2 separate regions of the Mus musculus genome follow, and region 1 is linked to region 2. Evidence: chromatin contacts called from ENCODE Hi-C data. All regions are on one chromosome and are shown on one strand. The core of a region is the stretch at or near the end of the contact, and the rest is flanking DNA. Distances in the headings are between cores, read along the strand shown. Region 1 holds the start of Tmem168 (transmembrane protein 168). Region 2 holds the start of Tmem106b (transmembrane protein 106B).

What was found. A loop is a pair of places that touch in the nucleus more often than their neighbours do.
Region 1: a map of regulatory T cell shows a loop between it and region 2 (4-fold over the local background). The contact joins the promoter of Tmem168 here to the promoter of Tmem106b in region 2. A Hi-C loop is called at or near these places in 2 of 37 maps with a recorded cell type or tissue (T-helper 2 cell and regulatory T cell).

What each region holds. Positions count from the first base shown.
Region 1 is chr6:13,606,843-13,609,542 of GRCm38, forward strand. It overlaps Tmem168 (transmembrane protein 168), which reads right to left and starts at 1,256. Exons shown (of 5, transcript NM_028990.5): 1 at 988-1,256.
Region 2 is chr6:13,068,378-13,071,104 of GRCm38, forward strand. It overlaps Tmem106b (transmembrane protein 106B), which reads left to right and starts at 1,382. Exons shown (of 9, transcript NM_027992.3): 1 at 1,382-1,583; 2 at 1,931-2,037.

The DNA of each region.
Region 1 (2,700 bases), core at 6-2,505, 540 kb after region 2:
CTCTCTGGACATATTCCTTTTCCTCCTCCTAGCCCTATCTGCCCTTTATCTGTCAAACCCTTCATTCAGGTGTGGGCTTACAATTCTTTTCGTAGGAGAATCGCCTCTCGGATCACTCTCTCTGAAATGGAAAAGTAAAACTACTCTTTTCTTCACCATTTGTTTAATGTCTGCATTCTTCACAGGTCACAAAGTCTCTGGGGAGATCTGTCTTCCACAATGCACGCTCAGTATCCAGCAGTCTGTAATCAAGTTAACATTCAATTCCGAAGGGGGGGGGGCGGGGAGAGGAGACTGACTAATAATAGAAAAAACTACTTAAGAAATGCAGATAAAATAAACCACTTTCTAATAAGCCACAGCTAGCACTAGTACTTAAGTGAGAGTCCAGGAATCATTGGCTTGTCTGCTCTTGGCTTTACTCCAACCTTCACTTAATTCACCAAATTTCTTCCAAAACAGAAAAGTGCCCTCATGGTGTCCTAAGACAATGGACTTCAAGACACAATGTATCGCTTTCATAATCCTTCAGTGGAAATCTATGTCTGTTCCTCGTAGGGGAAATGTCCAAACCTGAAAGAACAACACTGAGCCGTCAGGAGTTGGAGACCTGCAGCCTAGTTTCTCTGAGTTCCTGCTAATAACTCTTTCGGCCCACCTCTTAACTAGAAGAATGGCAACTCGGACTCTCCTTTTTGAGCAGCTATGGTAACTTCTCTCCCGTTAGGGCTCGATCTAGCGAGAGATGGAGAAGTGGGCTCGGGACCCTGGCTGTTCCGCTACCCCTTAGCTCTGGGACGAGGCGACACCACGCGACTCCCGGGTCAGGGTGAGGCGGGACACCGAGGCACGCCCTCCCTTGGCGGTCGCCAGCCCCCGAGCATCGATCCCACCAGGAGGCCGACGGGGCGGGGCCTGGCCGGCTCAGCCGGACCCTGGGCGGCGCCCCAGCCCTCCGCCGCCCCTCGGCTCCCGGATGCCCCTTACCCGAGTCAGCGGTCGCCAGCGAGCCTCGCTCTTTCCGCTGCGAAGCTCGCAGAGCCAAAGGGCGCGGAGCCTCCGAGCCAGAACGCGGAGGTGATGTGGGGACGTGAGCCCGAGGCCTCCCGCACTAGCACCGCAAGGCCTCGGTAGAAACTTTCGCTAGGACCGACACGGCCGCCATGTTTCCGCCGCTGACTCCCAGCGCTACGGATCGCCGTCAGGGACAAGGCGCGCCGCGCGCTTCCTTCCCTGGCCCGGCCTCCTAGCCGCTCTCCACGCCCAGCGGCGAGCCTGGGGAGGCAGGTGCTCGCTGCGCTGCCCCACCCTGGGCCTGTTTAACTCCCACCCGGGATTAGCAGCAAAAGCAGGGAAGACCACGGATGATCAGGCCCCAAAGCAGCGAGGTCACCGCTTAGAGTTGGACCGAAACTGAGCCAGCTAGAGTGGGATAATTGCAAGTGGACTATAAATCTATGTAGAAGGCGTTGCTGCTCTTTCATATAGGTGGTATAATATATGGCTTTGCATATGCTGACCAAACCTTCAAAACCTGTCTCTCCTTGCCCCAGCCTGCTTTTCTAATTAAGTCCGCCATTAATCCCCAATCCTGAACATCTTTATTCTACAGCCCTAGCTAGCTTTCCTTGGCCCTAAGCGCACCTTCAAACACCACAGATGATTTTAATCTGCATTCTGATGGCACTTAAATTAACATAGTTGTACACACGTGAGCGCCGCATTTCACAGGTGCTGCGGAGCAGCAGTCTCAGGGGTTGAAATTGGTTTCTCCATCTGTGAAATGGTAACAAAACCTTTCTCACAGGACTGTGAATATACAGGGAAACAGTGTGTCCCTCCATGTACAAAATGAATTTAAAAGATATTCAATACCTGTAAGAACACGTTGTTAAGGAGGGCTTTAAGACAGTCTCGTTCGCGTACGGACCGCTATAAATCCATCTTGCAATGGAGAGGAGATAATGGTTCCAGTTCAATAGAGAGCTTGTAAAAGTGGGACTTTAACGATTAGGATGCGGTAGGGATGCTTGAGCAAATGGGGAATCACATTAGCTTTAAGGGGGACAATGACTTGGAAGCATAACAACATTGTTGCTAACACAACAAAGGTACTTGTTACCTTGAAAACAGGAAGATAAGAAAGATAGAAAGCTAAACTGACTTCATGGCGTTCTTAGTTAAAAACTAGATTTTACTAGGGAATGCACAGTTGGGCCTGAAAAACAAGTTCTGAACGAAGCCTGAATAGAATACGGCCAGGCAAAAAGCAAGAAAACCCCTTTCCTTTCCCAAAAAAAAACATTTCCACCAAAAAGTCCCTGCCTGCCTTCTGATTCCATTTCCTGCTGCTTGCAGCCCCTCATATAGGTCAAACCATTTCAAACCCCTAGCCCGCTCATGTGTAAACAAACACTGATAACATCTATCCGACAAAGTTTCTTCTGTGGATTGAGGGAGAATGTGTGTTTTAAAAATGCCTTACAACCTTTAAATGGCTTATCCTTTCAGATAAACCTCCAAATCCTTAAATAGGGCATGTGGGTGTTATCTCAGTGGTAGCATGCTTACCTAGCTTGCATGATGGAGCAAGGGGGGGGGGGGGGGCGGACAGAGGAACATCCTCATATAGAAACAAATTGTGTGTTTTTCACCTCCAGTTTAAACTCCCACACACTCCCCAACTCTGTGCTCCAGCCT
Region 2 (2,727 bases), core at 132-2,631:
GCTGCCATGTTTCCTGCCAGGAGCATAACGGGCTAAACCTCTGAAACTGTAAGCCAACCCCAAATAAATGTATTCTTTATAAGAGTTGCCATGGTCTACTTCGAAGCTATTGTTAACTCTATTGAAATCCTAAGAAACTGGTTACACACTGCACACAACTTTACTTTAGAATTCTCATTATAATTTAGGATGAATCTCACAGAGTGAAATTGCCGGACCTAAGGAGGTGAATGTTTTAAATAGTCTTAAAACATCCTGCTTATGTAGATGGAAAATACACAGCTCTCACCTCAAAAGGACAAAGAGTTTATTCTAAAGCCAATATGAGGAACCATGACCTGAAAACAAAGACTTGGGCTATTCCAAATACCAATGTCCCAATGTGATAACAATTTCATGAAACTTTTATATACATAGAAGATGGTCATAAATCAAAATACTTTCCAAATACATACAAGGCAGTTTAGAAGAGCGGGACAAAATTGGGAGCTCCTCGCCCAGTGCAGTTGCTTTTTTCCAGTAGAGAAGGAAAAAAAAAAAAAAAAAAAAGAAAAAGAAAAAAAAAAAAAAACACAATTAAGAGATGCTTACTTCCCAGTTATAACTCTGTTAATTTTCTAGGAATTTCACCAGAAACCCCATTTATAGGGAAGCTATTAAACTCCTTTAGCAACCGCATCTGTTCTTGCTTTCAATTTTATCTTATTATAATCCCATCCAGGAATCTTATGAGCCACTTAATACATCTTGATTATCAGGAAGACAGAAAAGAGGTCATAACAACCTTTGACTATAACACTGGCGAGCCACTAAAATGAGCCACTGTAGCCTCAACTCACTGTAAATTATGACTGGACAATGAGGTGCATGGATTGGGACACTCCTTTAACAACTCACTTGGTCATGAGCTTTGGGGTACAACTCTTATTGCATGCACTGAATAATGTGAATTTAAGTACAAAATCAAAACAAGATTAAACCAAGGCGGGGGCGGGGGTGCGTCTTCCCGGTGACATTAATTTCTAAATGAAAACTCAATAACAAAATTCTGGCCTGCAACTCTGCCAGAAATGTGCACCAACCGGCTCATTCTAACCCCAGGAAGGAAGTTTTGTGTCTGCAAATCTAGACTTGAGAACACGATCGCTCAAAATTGCGACGGTGCACATTCCTCCCCTTTACAAAAGGAATCAGCCTGGTGGAGGGGAAAAGGGAAAACCGATTATTCGTAAGCCAGGCGCAATTAGTACTATTTTGAAACTTTCCAGTCTAGAGAAGAGACAGGTGACAAAACCAGAAGCTTTCACCCTGGCAACTTCCCTTCAAACCGGTGACAGTGCGCATGCGTAGTGTCCATTCCAGGGCCTAGCCCCTCCTTCCTGGGGCGAACTGCGCAAGCGCACGCGCAGGCTCTCCCGGTACGGAGCTCAGCTGATGCAGTTGTTGTGCTACCCCTCCCCCGCAGCTCTCCCGGCTGCACTCTACCGGCGCTCGGCCCGGCCCCGGGACCGGGACGCTGTGACCCTGTCCTGCGGCCCGCACGCACCGGAGCATCCCGGGACCGCGCAGCACTCCGCGTGCGGGTGAGCGACCCGGGCCGTGGGGCCCACGTCCCCTGCCCGAGCGGTGAGGGAGGCCGCGGCGAGCCGGGTGCGGGGTTGTCACCGCGGGGGCCTTGGCTTCGCTCCCGGGGTGGCTCGGGCGGCGCCAGGGCCCTTGATCTGAGCGGCCGAGTAGCTCTGGGGCTTGACAGTTGTAGTTGCAAGGTGACTCGGATGTTGATTTCTTCCGGGGGTTTGTTTGCCTGTGATGCCCTTTGAAAAGCGCTCGTTTCCGTCTCCCTTGAGCCCCTCAGAACTAACCCCAGGTCTGCACACAAACAGGTGACACATCTCAGTTGCATGCGCTGCTGAATTTATCTTTTTCCCAGTTTCTAGAGCATCTGAGAACCGTGTTGAGTTCACAAGACCGCGGTATAAACATTGAGAGCCCGGGGAGGAGACGAAGGGGATCTACCACTCCCTTTAAAAACCTCAAGTAAGTTTCCAAAATGACAGGGGTTACACTTGTCAATAGCCTCAAGAAAAGCTAAGCAAGAAGGCTAGGATTCAAGTGACTGCTTAATCTGGTGTGTACCCAAACCCACCTTCAGCAGAATATGTCAAGGTTACTGTGGGTCTGAGTAAGGCAGCCAGCGGAGACCAGAACCACTTAGCTGTCCCTAGCCTTTTGCCATAAAGGCTCCCATTTGTGGGACACAGTTTTCACCCCTGTGATGACACCACGTGTTGTCTAGTGTCAGCTGATTCTAAACCACCCTGTGTACTCCAAAGCTTCCAAGGTCACAGTGTAAGGAGCCGGTACTGATTACAATTCACCCCTGTGCACCTGTGGCTGCCAAGTGTTGGCTTGGCTCTGACTCGCTGTCATTGAGCCACAGTAAGATACTGTGTGTGTGTAAGTCACAATCACTGATATTTCTGAGCTATGGTACACAGTGTGTACACAGAACTTCTGAAAGTATATTTATTCATTTTTTTTTACTCCTTTTCTATATGACTCAAGTTTTTAAATTTAATATTGCTGTCTACACAGTGAGTGAATTCAACAAGTAGCATTCAGATTTTGAAAAGCAGATATGAATTTCCTTCATCTGGGGTGACCTGAATCACTTAGTATCATTTTATTTTTTAATGAAAAATATTAAATTAAAAGTAGTATCTGTGA